Regions from separate parts of the Homo sapiens genome. Here region 2 is linked to region 1. The links are chromatin loops, found by intact Hi-C in ENCODE. Cell type or tissue: PC-3. All regions are shown on one strand. Each heading gives the region's core, and the rest is flanking DNA. Links, peaks and the distances in the headings are about the cores only.

What was found. Hi-C counts contacts between places; a loop is a spot of excess contacts. Peaks named below come from ENCODE experiments on the same cell type or tissue, not always from the same donor. Only the 100,000 strongest peaks of a DNase experiment are listed, where the experiment ranks them.
Region 2: a loop joins it to region 1, with 2.9 times the contacts of the local background. A loop is called at or near these places in 7 of 110 quality-filtered maps.

Annotation. Positions count from the first base shown.
Region 1 is chr1:227,800,866-227,809,232 of GRCh38, reverse strand. No RefSeq gene overlaps it. Among named protein-coding and RNA genes, the nearest start is that of PRSS38, 11 kb to the left of the region's middle. In PC-3, for the core only: a CTCF peak has its summit at 3,539; a DNase peak (open chromatin) is centred at 3,342; H3K27ac peaks cover 1,466 bases.
Region 2 is chr1:227,881,514-227,889,880 of GRCh38, reverse strand. No RefSeq gene overlaps it. Among named protein-coding and RNA genes, the nearest start is that of MIR5008, 56 kb to the left of the region's middle. RefSeq lists enhancers at 2,863-3,459, 3,460-4,055. In PC-3, for the core only: a CTCF peak has its summit at 3,897 (motif pointing left); a DNase peak (open chromatin) is centred at 3,950; H3K27ac peaks cover 459 bases.

The DNA of each region.
Region 1 (8,367 bases), core at 207-8,206:
GTCTCTTGTAGGCAGTGTATAGTTGTTTCCTGTTTTTTAAAAAAATCCATTCACCCACCCAGTGTCTTCTGATTGAACAATTTGATTCATTTACATTCCAGTCAAATATTGATAGGTAAGGACTTACTGCTGCAATTTTGTAATTTGTTTTCTGGTTGTTTCATAGATTATTTGTTTCTTCCTCCCTTGGTGTCTTCCTTTGTGATTTGGTGGTTTCCTGTGTTGGTCTGCTTTGAATCCCTTCTTTTTATATTTTTTACATCTACTATACGTTCATGCTTTGTGGTTACCATAAGACCTATTGGCTTAGTCCCTTTTCTGTTTTTATACCAGAATACCACAAACTGGGTAATTTATAAACAATAGAAGTTTATTTATCTCACAGTTCTGGAGGCTAAGAAGTCCAAGAGCATGGTGTTGGCATCTGATGAGAGCCTTCTTGCTGAGTCATGACATAATGGAAGGCATCACATGGCAAGAGACCAAAATCAAGAAAGCCAGAGAGAGCTGCTTTTGTAATAAAGCCAGTCTCATGATAGTGACATTAATCCATTCATGAGGGCAGAGGGATTACATTTCCAACACATGAACTTTTGGGTGGCACATTCAAATCCTAGCATTTATATAAAAATCTTATAATTAAAACAGGCTATTTTAAGCTGATAACAACTTTGATTGCAAACAAAAACTCTACACTTTCACTCCCCCCAACATCTTTTATGATTTTTTGTGTTAAAATTTACCCTTTTTTCTAATTTGGGTCCCTTAACAATTTATTATAGCTACAGTTGTTTGCAATAGTTTTGTCTTTTAACCTTCATAATAGAGATACAATTGCTTTTCACACCACACTTACAGTATTTTGAATATGACTATGTATTACTTATGCCATTGAGTTTTTACTTTCATATGTTTTATGTTATTAGGTAGTAGCCTTTCATTTCAGCTTAAATAACTTCCTTTAGCAATTCCAAGCCTAGTGCAAGCCTAGTGGTGATCAAATCCCTCACCTTTGTTTGTCTGGGAAAGTTACTTCTGTCTTACTTCTGAAGGAAAATATTCTTGGATAGCAGGGTCTTTTTCCCTTCAGCACTTTGAATATATCATTCTACCCTCTCCTGGCCTGCAGGGTTTCTGCCAAGAAATCCACTGACAGCTGTATTGGAACTCTCTTGACTGTGATATGTTTTTTCGCTCTTACTGTTTTCAGTATTCTTTCTTTGTTTTTGATTTTTGATAATTTGATTATGATGTATTTTGGTGAACTGTTGGATTGGATTTCATTGACAGCCTCTTAGCTTTCAGTACCTGGACGTTGTCATCTTTCCCCAGATTTGAAAACTTTTCAGCCATTAGTTCATTAAATATACTTTCTGGGCCTTTTTGTCTCTCCTTCAAGGACTCCTATTTTGCATAGGTTAGTCTCTTGATGTTGTCCCATAATTCCCATAGACCTTTATTTTTCTTTTCTTTTTGCTTGTCTGACTGGATAATTTCAAAATTCCTATCTTTGTGTTCACTGATTCTTTCTTCTGCTTGATCAAGTCTACTATTGTAGCTTTCTGTCAAACACTTTAGTTCAGTTATTGTATTCTTTATCTCTAGGGTTTCTATTTGATTTTTATTGTTACTATTTTGCCCAACATAGCTTTTAAATGCACACTAAAAAATTATTTTAAAAGTTATAATTCATGTGGAAGAGTAATGGTTCAAGAAGAATAAGGCAGACAAAATTTCCCTATAAGATACCAAATCTTATTATGATGCTACAGTAATTAAAACCTCAGTGGTGCATATGCAGAGACAAAAAAATATTGATCGAGAATGCAATTGTCTTAGTCAATCAGGCTGCTGTAACCAAATACCATAAACTGGGTGGTTTATAGATAACAGACATTTATTTCTTACAGATCTGGAGGCTGGAAGCCTGGGATCAGGGTGCCAGTATGGTTAGGTTCTGATGAGAGTTCTCTTCTGGGTTGAAGACTGCCATTTTTTCACTGTGACTTCACATAGTAGGAGGATAAAAGAGTACTCAGGGGCCGGGTGCGATGGCTCACACCTGTAATCCCAGCACTTTGGGAGGCCAAGGCAGGCGGATCACCTGAGGTCGGGAGTTCAAGACCAGCCTGACCAATATGGAGAAACCCTGTACTAAAGATACAAAAATTTAGCTAGGCATGGTGGCTCATGCCTGTAATCTCAGCTACTCAGGAGGCTGAGGCAGGAGAATCTCTTGAACCTGGGAGGCGGAGGTTGCGGTGAGCCGAGATCGCACCATTGCACTCCAGCCCGGGCAACAAGGGCAAAACTCTAAAAAAATAAAATAATTAAATAAATAAATAAATAAAATTGTACTCAGGGTCCCCTTTTATAAGGGAACCAATGCCATTAATGAAGACGCCACTCTCAACCTAACCATCTCCCAAAGGCCCCACCTCCTAATACCATTACACTGGGGGTTAGGATTTCAACATCTGAATTTGGGGGGAACACAAACATTCAGTCCATTACAGGAGCCGAGCTCAGAATTAAATCCTTATAGGTATGGAATTTCAATACATGACTGAGGTGGCATGGGAGATCAGTGGGGAAAAGAGGAACTATTCAATGAATGGTTCTTGGAAAAGTGGTTATCCACATGGGGAAAAATGAAATAAGAACCCTATCTCATGCTTTATTTTTTAAAAAAAGCAAACCCTTAAATGACAAAGAGAACACTTTATGACTTTAGACTGAAATATAGACACGTTTCCAATAATGGTGAACAATGTAATAAGGGCCAGCCTTCCCAATCAACACAACTCTTTTTTTTTTTTTTTTTTTTTTTTTTTTTGAGACAGAGTCTCGGTCTGTCACTGAGGCTGGAGTGCAGTGGCACAATCTTGTCTCAATGCAACCTCTGCCTCCGGGTTCAAGCGATTCTTGTGCCTCAGCCTCCCAAGTAGCTGAGATTATATGCATGTGCTACCATGCTGGTCTAGTTTTTTTGTGTTTTAGTAGAGATAGGGTTTCACCATGTTGGCCAGGCTGGGTCTTGAATTCCTGGCCTCAAGCAATCCACCCGCCTCAGCCTCCCAAAGTGCTAGGATTATAGGAATGAGCCACCGTGCCCGGCCACAATTAACAATTTATGACAAAACATAAAAGCCATCTCCATAGAAGCAGGAAATATCAAAAACATGGCAATGAATCACCAGAATAATATCGAGAGGAGTGAGGAGATCTAAGCATTCAAGCTTGTTTCTGCCCTTTAAGAAAGGGCAGCCAAGTGACTTTGTGTCATTTTTTTGGCAGTCTTTTTAGTCTAAGGAAACACATGTGGGAGTCTAGGATTCACCAAGGGTGTGGACCATGCTAAACCACACCTGCTTTGGGCTGAAAACAAGAATGGATGTACCCTAGGAGTAAGGGTGAATCAGAAGTAAACCAACCCTTTGATGGACTGAAGCCCAGCTTTGAGTCATCTTGGTGGCTCGGAAAATCTCAAGCCCTGAACTTGGTGTAAGGTAAATCCAGATTGCTAGTGCCCCCACGTGCTTAGCAGAAGCAGATAATAATCCTCTTAAGGTGATGATAATATCACCCCTAGCTTTAAATTATTTCTAAAAATAAAATTTAAATACCTTTCAGCACATAAACAAAGATGACCAGAAATGTGAGATATTATACCATGACCGAGAAACAATAGAAAATCAGACCTGAAGAAATGCAAATACTTGAATTATCAGCCAAAACTGTAAAATGAATGTGCTTATTATGCTCTAGGGGATAAAACTAGGCTTGTGAATTTTTTGCAACAACTGGAAACTATAAATTTGATGGAGATTATTTTTACGAACCAAAAAGAAACTTCAAGAAATGAAAGGCACAGACTCTAAATTCAGAACTCCCTGAATGGCTTTAACAACAGTTCAGACCCAGATAAAGAGAGAATTCATGATTTAGAAGATAAGTCAGAAGAAACTACCCAGAATGGGAAGAAAAAAAAAGATGCTCTAAAAGGAAAAGTATGAATGTACTTCAATGCTGTATACATGTACTGTTTTTAAAGCACTATTTTTGTTTTAATTTTGTTTGAATCAAACAATAAAAATAATTTATACTTCTGGCCGCCAAGAGGTAGTAACAAGAGCCAAATTTACCTTTCATCTGAAACAACAACAAAGAATAAATATAGAAAAATGAGTTTTCAGGACTTGAACATCAAGCAATGAATGACTGCCATCCCTGAGAGACAGGAAAGAAAAGGAGTTAGCCCTGTGATTGTCTCAGCTTCCAGGCCATAGCACAAGAAGAAGAAACCCATATTGAGCCTAGCAGAGTACCTGAATTGATGAGACAGGTGAGAGTCCAGGAGACCAAGATGACTAGAGTTCTCAGGACAGAGTACCAGAGATGTAAGATATGCAGACAGAGAGAACCTTAGAGAACTGAAGAAAGTTTACTTTACATACTTAGCTGAGTGCTGATCAGCACGAGCATATGAGAAACATACCCTAGGCTGGATAAAGAATTTCCCAAAAGAAAGAAAATACTACTCAGTGCTTATATCCAGGGCTGGGAATAGTGCCTGTTTCTACTAGCCAGATATGAAAAGTTCATAATTCCTGTTCGTATGATGTTCCTGCCTGAGCAATAAGGAATAATTCACACTAGACTGAGCAGTACTCAAAGAATACCAGGCATATAAAGAATCAAGAAAACACAACCCATAATGAGTAGAATAATTGGTCAACTGAAACTGACCAGTGGCTGACTCAAATGTCAGAATGAGTAGACAAGGACATTAAAACGGATATTATAACTGCATTCCATGAGATCAAAAATTTACATGGAAACCTGAAAGATGTAAAAAAGACAAACAATTTATAGAAATGAAAGAATAATGTCTGAAATTAAAAGTATAATGGATAACATTAATGGTAGATTAGATGTTATAGATAGAAAGATTAGTAAACTTAAAGCCAGCAATAGAAACTATATAAAAAGAAACACAAAGAAAAAAAGTGACAAAACAGGCATGAGACATATAGAACACAGAAAGCAAAATGGCAGACATATATCCAACAATATCAATAATAACATTAAATATAAATGAATTAAAATATCCAATCAAAATGCTGAGATTGTCAGACTGACAAAAACAAAGCAAAACAAAACAAGATCCTACTACATGTCCACAGGTGACACATTGTAGATTCAAAGATACATAGATTGAAAATAAAAGGATGGAAAAACATGTATTATGAAAACAGAAAGCATAAAAGGACTAGGATAGCTGTAATACTACCAGACAAAATTATCTTTAAAACAAAAATTATTGCTAGAAAATAAAAATAGACACTTAAAAATTATACAAAGGGTTGATTCATTATAAAGATATAATAACTCTAAACATATATGCATCTAGCAACAGAACCCCAAAATCCAGGCAGCAAAAAATTGACAATTGAAGAGAGAATAGACAGTTAAACAATAACAAGCTAGATACTCTAATAGCCCACTTTTAAGAATGAATAAGACAACTAGAATAAAGATCAAATAGGATGTGTAAGAATGGAACAACACCACTAACCAGCTAGCACTAACAGAGATCTATAGAATACTTCATGCAACAACAGCAGAATACATATTTTTCTCCAGACACATGAAATGTTCCTCAGAATAGACCATATGCTAGACCAAAAAAAAAACTCAATGAATTTAAAGGATTGAAATCATACAAATAAAATCCTCTAGCCAAAATGGAAATAAATCTGAAATAACAAAAAAAACTGGGAAATTCACAAATACATAGATATTAACACGCTCAAATAACCAGTGAGTCAAATATATCACAAGATAAGTTAGAAAATATTTTGAGATAAATGAAAAGGAAAGCACAACATAAGAGATGTAGTTAAAGCAAGTCGTGGAGGTAAACTCATAGCTTTAAATGCCTACATGAAAAAAAAGAGAAAGTTTTAAAATCAATAACCTAATCTTCCACTTTATGCAACAGAGAGAAGAGCAAACCAAACCCAAAGCAAACAGCAGAAAGGCATAATAAAGATCAGAGTAGAAATCAATGAAATAGAAAACAGAAAAAATATAGAAAAATCAACAAAACCAAAAGTTTGTTATTTGAAAAGATCAATTAATAAACTCTTAGCTAGAGTGACAATAAAAACAGAAAGACTCAACTTACTAAAATCAGGGATGATTTACAGAAAAAAAGGCTTATAGGGGAATACTATGAAGCACTTTATGCCAACAAATGAGATAACTTAGATGAAATGAACGCCTTCCTAAAAAGACACAAACTACCCAAACTTACTCAAGTAGAAATAAAGCAGCTGAATAGGCTATTACAAGAATAATTTTAAGACTTCCCACAAAGAAAAGCCCAGGTCTAGATGGCTCCAATGATTAATTCTACCACATAGTTAAAGAATTATTAATATAATTCTTTCATATACTCTTCCAAAAATAGAAGAAGAAAGAACATTTTATTTATTTATTTTAGAAATAGGGTATCACTATGTTGCCCATGCTGGTCTCAAAGTCCTGGGCTCAAGCGATCTTCCTGCCTCAGCCTCCTCAGCAGCTGGGACTACAGGTGCATGCCACTGAGTCAGGCTTTTGACTCTTTCTTTGAGGCATCTCCCTGATGCCAGAACCAGATGCAGTCATCACGAGAAAATAAAACTACAGACCAATATCTCTTATGATAGGTACACAAATTTCTCAACAGAATACTAAGGAACTGAATCCAACAATATATTGAAAGTATTATACATCATGGCCAAGTGAGATTTATCCCAGGAATGCAAGGTTGGACTAACATTCAAAAATCAATTAAGTTCATCTGTCATGGTTGCAGTGTAAAAAAATAAAAATAAAACAAACAAGCAAAAAGCCACAGAAGTCAATTAAGAACAAAATCCACATGATCATCTCAATAGGTGCAGAAAAAGCATTTGAAAGAAGTCAGGCCGAGTGCAGTGGCTCAGGCCTGTAATCCCAGCACTTTGGGAGGCCGAGGTGGGTGGATAGCCTGAAGTCAGGAGTTCGAGACCAGCCTGGCCAACATGGTGAAACCCCATCTCTACTAAAGTACCCAAAAAAGTTAGCTGGGCGTGGCAGTGGGTGCCTGCAATCCCAGCTACTTAGGTGGCTGAGGCAGGAGAATTGCTTGAGGCAGGAGAATTGCTTGAACCTGAGAGGCGGAGGTTGCAGTGAGCCAAGATCACGCCACTGCACTACAGCGTGGGTAACAGAGCGAGACCCCATCTGAAAAAAGAAAAGGAAAGAAAGAAGTCAACACCCTTTCATGATAAAGTACCCAACAAACTAGATACAGAAGGGAACTTCCTCAACCTAATAAGAGACAGCTACAAAAACCCACAGCTAATATCATACTTAATGGTAAAAGATTAAATGCTTTCTCCATAAGATGTGGAACAAGACAAAGGTATCTCCTCTTACCACCTGTATTCAACATTGTACTGAAGACTCCAGTCAGGAAAATTTGGCAGGAAAAGAAATAAAAGATATCCAGATTGGAAAGGAAGAATTAAAATGATCTCTATTTGCAAACATAATCCTGCATATAGAAAACTCTCAGGAATCCACTTAAAAAACTGTTAGAACTAACAATAGTTGCTGGATACAGGATCAATATATGGGGATTGATTTATTAATTTATTAATTGATGGCGAAACCTTGTCTCTGCTAAATATACACTAGCAATGAACAATTCAAACATGAAATAGAACAATTCGAACATGAAATAAAACAATTCCATATACAATATCATCAAAAGGAATAAAATACTTAAAAATAAACAAAAGAAGTGTGAGATTTGCACGTTACAAAATGTTGAACGAAATCAAAAGATATCTAAATAAATTCAAGGACATTTAATGTTCATAGATCAGAAGATTTGATATTAAGATGGCAATACTCCCCCAAATTATCTACAGTTAATGAAATTCCTATCAAAATCCTAATTGCCTTTTAATTTCTTTCAGAAATCAATAAACTGATCCTAAAATTCATATGAAAATTCAGGAGATCCAGAATTGCCATAACAATCTTTATAAAGAACAAAGTTGGAAGACTCACACTTCCTGATTTCAAGGTTACAAAGTTACACAAAGACAGCATTGGCTGTCTGTTGGTATTGGCATAAGGATACATATAGAGGTCAATGGAATACAATTAAGGATCCAGAAATAAACCCTCATATTTACAGTCAAGACAATTCAATTAGGAAAGAATAGCCATTTCAATAAATGTTGCTGGGGATGACTGGATGCTTAGCTGCAAACTAATGAAGTTGAACACCACCTCACACCACACAGAAAACTTAAAAGGGATCAT
Region 2 (8,367 bases), core at 21-8,020, 81 kb before region 1:
GCACTCCCTCCAAGGGGCCCTAAAATTTCCGGTTGGTTCCTGCCGACCAGTTTCCTGCTTGCCCAGATGCTGTCCTGCTGTCCCGAGTAAAGACTGCTGGAAGCCTTTGGCATGGTGGAAGCCCTTCTTCCCCACACCCTCATCACTGAGACTGGGGCGGCGTGGCTGCCGGCATCCTCTGAGCCTTCCTTCTGGCTCCACAGCTCCCTCGAGAAAGGCCAGGAGGGGTCAGAGGTCCTCCCCAGAGCAGGATAAGGGGGGTTGCCCTAGGTAGCAGGGACAGTCGCTGGGAGTGGCATTTCTAGATCTGAGGGGAGAGTGGCTGGAGCATGGGGAGGGGCAGACCAGGAGGGGATGGAGGGAGGCAGTGTCCTGGGTGGCTCTGTGCAGCAGGTGGCTGCCCCCAGTGAGTGTCTGCAGCGAAGGGGAAAGTGAGGCTGGAGAGTGGCCAAGCCTCAGAGGCCACAGGGCAGCACCAGCCCCTACCTGCTCCACTCACCCCTCTCCCAGATGCATACCCTGAGCCCCTTCCCACCGTGGGTGCCACAGAGCCCCCAGAGCTACCTGGGAAGGGGTCTACAGTGGGGAGGGGAGTGGGCCACAGGGCCTCCCATGGGAGGTGCTAGGGCTGTGGTGCATGGGAGCAGCCCCCGCCCTCCCAGGCTCCTGGGTGCATGGGTAGGGCAGGGGAGTGGGGGGGTAGGGAGCGGGCAGGGCTGGTGGATAATGCTATCTGTAGCTGAGTGACAAGAGGATGGCCCTATCAGTGCTGTCGGAAGGACAGAGCTCCTCCAGGAGATAGTGGCCAGCGGTTGGTGGTGACACCTGATAATGCTGGCCTGACCAGGTCAGGGGGTGAAGAGCCAGCCCAGGACCCTCCGCCAGCTGCAGTCTTGCTCTCTGGGCTGTGGGCACCAGGATGTGGGCACCTGGGCCTTGCATGCCTGGGCCGTGGACACCTGAGCCATGCATGCCTGGCTTGTGGACATCTGAGCCTTAGATACCTGGGCTGTGGGCACCTGGGGCTTGGATACCTGGGCTGTGGACACTTGGGCTGTGGGCACCTGAGCCCTGGACACCTGATCTCTGGGCACCTGAAGCCTGGGATGCCTGAGTGCGTGTCTGGACTCGGTGGGGGTGGCAGGTCCCTGAGGCGCTGCAGGGGAGGCCGGGCTGGGCCTACCTACAGGGATTTGTTGACATTGCCTGTGTGGTGGGCAGGTAGGCGCTGAGATCAGCTCTGCAGGAAAACATAAACACCAGGGAACACCTGGGCTGTCACTTAGAGCAAGTGTTTGGGTGCTGGGAGTGCCTGTCCCATCCACCCACATCCTTGCAGTGCTGGGCACCCCTCTGGAGGGGAGGCCTGGGCCCTCACACAGGCCTGCAGGACCACATTATCCAGCACTGCAAGCCTAGTGGTGGGGGACACCTGCTCACAGAGGCCGACCCTTCTCCTACCCAACAGAAGCAGGATTCATCCTTGAGCTGCTGTGGGTTCAGGCCCCTCCCCTTCTTTGCCTGAGCATGGTCCACCGGCAGGGGTTACAGCCAAGAACAGGCACCCTGGGCCTTAGGTCCCAGGATAGTGGACCCCGTAAAGCTCCTTCGGGGCTGTGGAGGGAGGCCTGGGGGTGGCCACCATCCATCCCCTCCTAGCCTGGCCCCCACCGCCTTGGGGACCCGGTGCTTCCCTGTTTATGTGCAAAGTGTCGACGGGTCTCCAAGGCCCAGCATGAGCTCATTGGGCTCGACGCCCCCTCCCCATGAGTAGGAAGGCTGGTGGCCTGGCGAGGGGAGTTCCCGGAGGCTCCCAGCCTACAGCCCCCAGCGACACACGCATGCGCAGCACCCGCGCACACGTTTTATAAGGACATCGGAGGTGGCGTCTGCACTCCGCTCTGATGCATTTTATTAAAAAGGAAGAGGAGGGACAAAGAAAGAAAAATAAATGAGTGGCTCCCACAAGGACCACACACAGTGGCGCGGTGCAGCCCCGGGGGCAGGACCGGCCGCCTGGAAACCCTGACCCCATGGGCGGGCGGGCCACGTTAGCTGCGGTGGGGATGGGGTGAGGGGCAGACGGTGCCGCCGCCCCTGCCCAGGGCTCGACTTCGGGGTCTTAGCACGGTCTCTGGCTGCACGTTCCCCGCGCCCCGCCCGCCCTCATCACCACCTGGGTGCGCAAGGCCCTCCACGCCACGGCTGCCCTCCCCTTCCTGGACGCCCCCAGAGGGACCCCTGGAGGCCCTAAGCTCAGGGCGGGAGGGACTGGACCAGGCCAGGGAGGTGAGGGCCAAAGGGGCCCACAGCCCGGTCCCCACCGTAGACGTGAGCCTGGGAGCCCCAGCTGGGTGTCCCCTCCCCTCCCTGGTGACCCACACCACTCCGCTGACTACCTCCCCTCCCCCAGCAAGGCTGTGCACCGCGGGCGGGCCAGAAGCCAGGAAGCCCCTCTATGGGATGAAGGGGATTTGGAATCTTGGAGAGGGAGGAGTAAGGGGGCAGAATGGAGGAAGAGGGGGGGAAAAGCCCTTCTCAGGCCCCTCCCCTCGGGTGGGGTAGGGATTCGCCCCCACCCTCCCTGCCCGCGGGCCTGGCTTCCGGTTCCTTCTTCCACTCGGGGGTGGGGTCCCACCCTGCAGGGTCGGCGAAGGGGTTGGGCCCCAAGGAAGGCTGGCTGGCTGCAGCCCCGGCCCCAGTCCCCCGCCCCCTGCCCGGCCCAGGAGGGCGTCCCCAGCGCTGCTTCTGAGGGAGACAATCGCTGCGGGCTGCGTCGGAAAAAATGTTCTCATTGTGAACATAAACAGGCTGCCCGGTCTCAGCCAGATGTTCCTGGAGAATGTTTAGGATCCAGGCAGCGTATGAAATTCCCATCAAACTGTTATTAATCAGCAGGCATTTGTTGTCAACCCTGCCTGATACTCCTGGATGTCCTGGAAGGGCCTGTCCAGCCCCCCACCCCTGCAGCCAGCAGAGAGGCTCAGCGCCGGGGTGGGGGTCGGGGTCGTGGGTGGGGAGGTACCTGCGTGGGGAGGGCTGCAGCTGCCCGGTCCTGGACAGGGTGTCTGGAGCTCCCAGGGCGACCCCCAGGCTTCCCGGGCTCCCGTTCCGCCTCTCTCCACCCACCCTGTCACCGTCCGACCCAGCTGTTTCCAGGGGTTCTGGACAGCTCCGCGGTGATCTCTTTTATGGGGTGGGAGACTTGTAAAGACGCAAGAGCCCCACTTAGGAGCTGAGAAGCTTGGCTGGCTCTGCTGCTCAGGAGGGGAGCACCATAGGCCTGGGGGAAGGTGGGGGAGAGGCCTGGGGGGAACAGTCCTAGGGAGGGAGCATCCGGGGAAGGGGTCAGCGGAGAGGTCTCGGGTGGGGGAGGCTGGGCAGGGGAGAGGTCTGGGAATCCCAGGAGATCCAGGCAGCCCTATCTCTGTGACTGAGCTGGTGGGTGGGACCCTCCCACCTGGAGCCCCATGGGGGTCCCTCTGCAGGATACCCCTGGCCCCGCCTAAGCTCTTGCTGCAGCCACGGAGCCCCCCACTGTCCCCTTGGCCTCAAGCCTGCCCCAGGGCCACAGGGGAGTCCCAGCCAGTCTGTTGGACAAGGGAGGGCGCAGGGAGGGACCCCAGCTGTCTGGTGCTGACTGGCTTACAGATCATGCTGTGTTTATGCCAGCTCTGGACAGGCTGGGGCCAGGGTAGAGCCTGAGAACAAGGGACTCCCTTGCCCCCCAGCACAGTACTAGGCTTACTTCCCAAGTGGTTGGGGGACACGGGCCCCACCCCATTTTGCTCTTCCTGTAAGCAGACAGGAGTGACTGCCCACACCCCGGGGTCCAGTCCTGCCCTGACTACCCTTGTCTGTAATGGCCCAGGTTGGGTGGCCACTGGCTGCCCCCAACAGGTAAGTTCTCACAGGCTAGACTGGGCCTGCCTCCTCAGCTGGCCTCGGGCCACCATGGCTGACTCATGGCCTCTGGGTGAACAGCGGAACAGGAACAGCGTGGGATCGGCTCATGGGTTGGGTCCTGGCTGCAGTCAAAAAATGGCTTTTTACCGGGAGGGTCTGTTTTGGTCGTTAAACTACTGAGGAGAGGCCAGTAGACCTGCCTGCGAGTCTGGTGGGTGAGGAGCTGTCTATGTGATTAGCTGGGCTGCCGGCAACGTGGGCCTGTCTCACAGCCCCTGCAGGGTCACAAGGGGTGGTGAAGGGGTCCTGCTGCCCTCTCTTTACCCATCTCCCTGGGGCAGGGGCTTTGCTCTGGCCCCAAAGGTCACAGGGAGGCCATCCTGGGTGCCTAGCACTTATTAAGCACAGACAGTGTGCAGAACCCTGGCGGAGGAAGGGCGGAGTCCTGTTGTGAGGGTTGGAACCTCAGCCTGGCCTGCATCCGGACCTCCCCACCACAGGCTGCTCACCTGCAAAGGGGGGCCACACCTGCCTCTGGGGTCTCAGATTGAGACCCTATGGGACAGCTGGCCTGTGGTCTGCACACAGGCATGTATTTGAGTCTGCAGCGGTGGTGCAGACAGAGTTCTGGGCCTGCCCTGCTCACAGCAGCTGCACCCTCCGCCTGCCCTCTGCTGCACCTGGGCCCCTGAACTTCCAGGGCACAGGGAACAGGCAGCGCCCCACAGGAGGCTGGCAGGAGAGCAGGGAGGGTAGGGTGAGGAGCGGGGATGACAGAGGGAGGGGGCCTTCGGGGGTTCCCATGAAGGGGGTGGGTGGGTGAAGAGAGGGGCCTTGGGCGGCTCCCAAGGAGTAGACAGAGGGAGGACAGGAGCTTTCCAACAGAGTTGTGGGTGGGTGGGGGTCCCATGGTCCCAGGGACAAGGTGAGGAAAGGGGCTTTCAGGGGGGTCTGCAGGGAGGGGTCAGGTCTAGGTGAAGAGGCAAAGAGGTCTATCACTGGGCATGGGAGTTGGGGGGCACCAGGGCCAGTGGGCCTCTGACTCACGGATCCCCCTCCCCTCCAAATGTCCTACCCGATGCAGAGATGCCTTGAACGCCCTTGTGGGTGGGGGTCCTGCAGCCCCTCCTCTGGGCTTCCTCCTGCGGTGTGGGCGGGGGACTCTGAGACCTCCTATCTGTGCACACAGGAGTGATGGCCCCTGCAGGGAGGCCTGAACAGTGCTCACTCAGGAACAGCTAATGTACTCCTGATTCCATGCGCGGGCCCAGATGGGCAGCCCAGCCCAGGGCACCCCAGACTGGGGGTGGAGGGGTAGTGCAGCCAGCTCCCTGGGGTGCCCTTGTCCCCCTGCCCTGCCCCGCCTCTCCACACGGGCAGGACAGGAACAGGACCGGACTTGGACGAGGCTAGGCTGAGGGGGAGGGGCCAAGACTGATGCCCACGATGAACATCAAGGCCTCCAGGGGTCTCCAGGCTGCAGTGTGTCGGTCTCCCCATACCATCCTGTCCATCGGGCTACAGGTGGACCCTGTGCACACACCTTCCCAGCCTCCCCGGGGACCCACCAAGGCTCTGGTCACTTGCCCAGGTGACAGGGGCCAGGAGATGTGGGCCTGTTGCCGTGGGCTCCAAGTGGCATCCATGTGGGGATGACCTCACGACACAGCATACTACGGTCCCATCTCACAGAGGAAATGGTCCTCAGAGAGGCTAAAACAGCTTGGTGACACCCAGGTGAGGGGCAGAGGGGGATTCAGACTCAGTGGCCCCACCTCTGGCCACACTCACTCTAGACAAGACTCGCTCCCAGGAGGAGGAAGGATGAATACCAGTGGCTGCCATGTGAGCCCAGCCAGCTGGCTGGCATGCACCGAGTGTCTACAGAGACGTGGGGATGCCAAGCAGACCCCATGTGCGTGGGCAAGTGAGGCTAGGAGGGGCTGAGCAGTTAGCTGAGGCTACCTGCAGGTGGGGGTGGGCAGAGGTCCCTGGAAGTAGGGCCAGGCGGACACTCCAGATGATGGGGGTCCGGGGGTCCGTCGGGGCCAGAGCTAGGGATGGGCACACAGGGAGCTAGGGATGCGCACACAGGGAGCTAGGGATGGGCAAACAGGGAGCTAGGGATGGGCACACAGGCTCCGTGCAATTGGTACTCAGAGGACCATGAACAGAGCCAGCGCAGCTGCCCCAGCCCTGAGAACCGGAAACACTGGCTTGGGCGGCCAAGGAAACACTGGGCTTGGTTGGGCCTCTCTGGCTTGGGCTGCGAGCCCCAGCCCAGCTCCTGAGGCCTTCAGCTGGTGTCCCCAGAAGAGTCAACCAGACCTGGTGAGCCAAACTGCTTTATTCTGCTCTCCGGCTTTTCTAGCTTCTGTCCTTGAGGTTGGAGTACCCCATGAGGACTCTGATTCTTGATTTAATGGATCTGTGGGAAAGGGGTGGTCTTGCTTCACCATCAGGAGCCAGAGAGCCCTCCAGAGACCCCAGTGACCACACCTGAAGCCAAGGCCTGGACACCCGTGCTGGCCCAGCCAGTCAGTGTGCCTCAACCTCTGACCTCCACGTCACTGGGCCTGGTGGGTGAGCCCCTTCCCCTTGGCCCCACCTCTCTGCTCAGGGCAAGAACCCCCCAGCCTCGCCTCACCCCTTCACTCGGGGTGAGACCCCCAGCCTGGCCCTGCAGGCTCACGTGGAAAAGCAGCAGGCTGCAGTGAACGCCCAGTGGTGGCTGAGGAGAGCGTCCCCGCAGGTGGGCAGGTGGGGTGACCCAGGAACTGCAGGCTGACCTGCTGCAGCCACCTGGCCAGAAGTGCATCCAAGCCCCCATGGCCTTGTGTTTTCGGTGCATGGATGCATGCTGGGGGCAGGAGGAGGGAGACACAAGGGAGATGCCTGGCAGCACGAAGTGTTCATGAAGTTCCACCTGAGAAAGGAATCACAGCCTCCCCTCACTGCTTGCCTGACTCTCAGATTTCAGACAGCTGTGTGTCCCTGCCTTCTCCCCTCTTCTCTGCCCTCTCTTGTTCCTCTCGCCCCATTCTCACTGGGATGGGAGTCAAGCCATGGCATGACTGTTTTCAGCAGTATGCATGGTTTTATGATTTATGATTTTATAAGATGTGGGTTTTGCATGTTTTCTGCATTGATTCATGAGTGTACATTTTTTGGAGTTCTGGTTGTGGCTGTTACTATTGTAAATTGTGTCTTTTTTTAAGTATATTTTCTAATGGTTTATTGCCTTATAAAATCTAAATGACTTTTGTATATTGATCTTATATCCAACCACCTTGCTATAAACATTTTTTAGCAACTCTTTCCAAAAATAAGGATTTTTGAAAACAATCTTTTATATGTTTATTTCTAATTGAGTTGTTTTGTAGTCAGAGACCTTGGTCTATATAGTATATGCTGTTGGAAATGTGTTGAAAATGGTTTCGTTTTTGTTTTTGCTTTTTGAGACAGGGTCTTACTCTGTCACCCAGGTTGGAGTGCAGAGATGTAATTATGGCTCACTGCAGCCCTGACCTCCCAGGCCCACATGATCCTCCCACCTCAGCCTCCCGAGTAGCTGGGACCATAGGTGTGCATCACCACGTCTGGCTAATTTTTTGTTATTTGTAGGGATGGGGTCTCTCTATGTTGTCCAGGCTGGTCTTGAACTCCTGGGCTCAAGCAATCTTCCTGCCTCGGCCTCCCAAAATGCTGGAATTACAGGCATGAGCCACCACACCCATTGTTGTTGGGGCAGAATTCTGTTCACATTTATTAGGTCAAGTTTATGTGATAAGAGCCTTTTCTCAGAGAGCACTGACTCTTTGCAATGTATTCTCTCTTAAAGTCTATCAGGTGAGATATTCAAATAATTGTACCAGTTTTCTTTTAATTAATATTGGTCTGATATATTTTTCCCCATATATTTGCTTTGAACTTTTCTGCATTCTACTGTATTGATGTGTTTTTTGAAAATAGCATATAGCTGGGGGTTGTAGACTTAAAAAAATACTTTGACATGCTCTTTCAGGTGGTAAGAATAGCTCATTTGTTTTTACAGTGATTATTGATATCTTTGGACTTGTTTCTATCATTTTACATTTTATTTCCATTGTAACCAAATTTTCTGTTTGTTTGTTTTTACTTTCTTGCCTTGTTTTTTTAAACAGAGATTTTTGTTTTAACCCTTTTCTCATTTGCCCTGAGAATACTTGCCGCCAGCACTTGCGGCTGCAACATTTACCGAGATAACTTTACCACGAAATATTCAACTTTTATTATTATATTCACATCGCTCTAGTTGATTGACTTTGGAAACAAGAGACATCATTCTATTTATAGCATTCTGTTTTGGGTAGTGGTATTTTCATTTTCAAAATATAGTAATTCTTGATCGCTGAAAATGTCAAATCCTAGAAAATATAGGATTCCTATGCGTGATGTCAACATTGCTCTCAAACAGTTGGC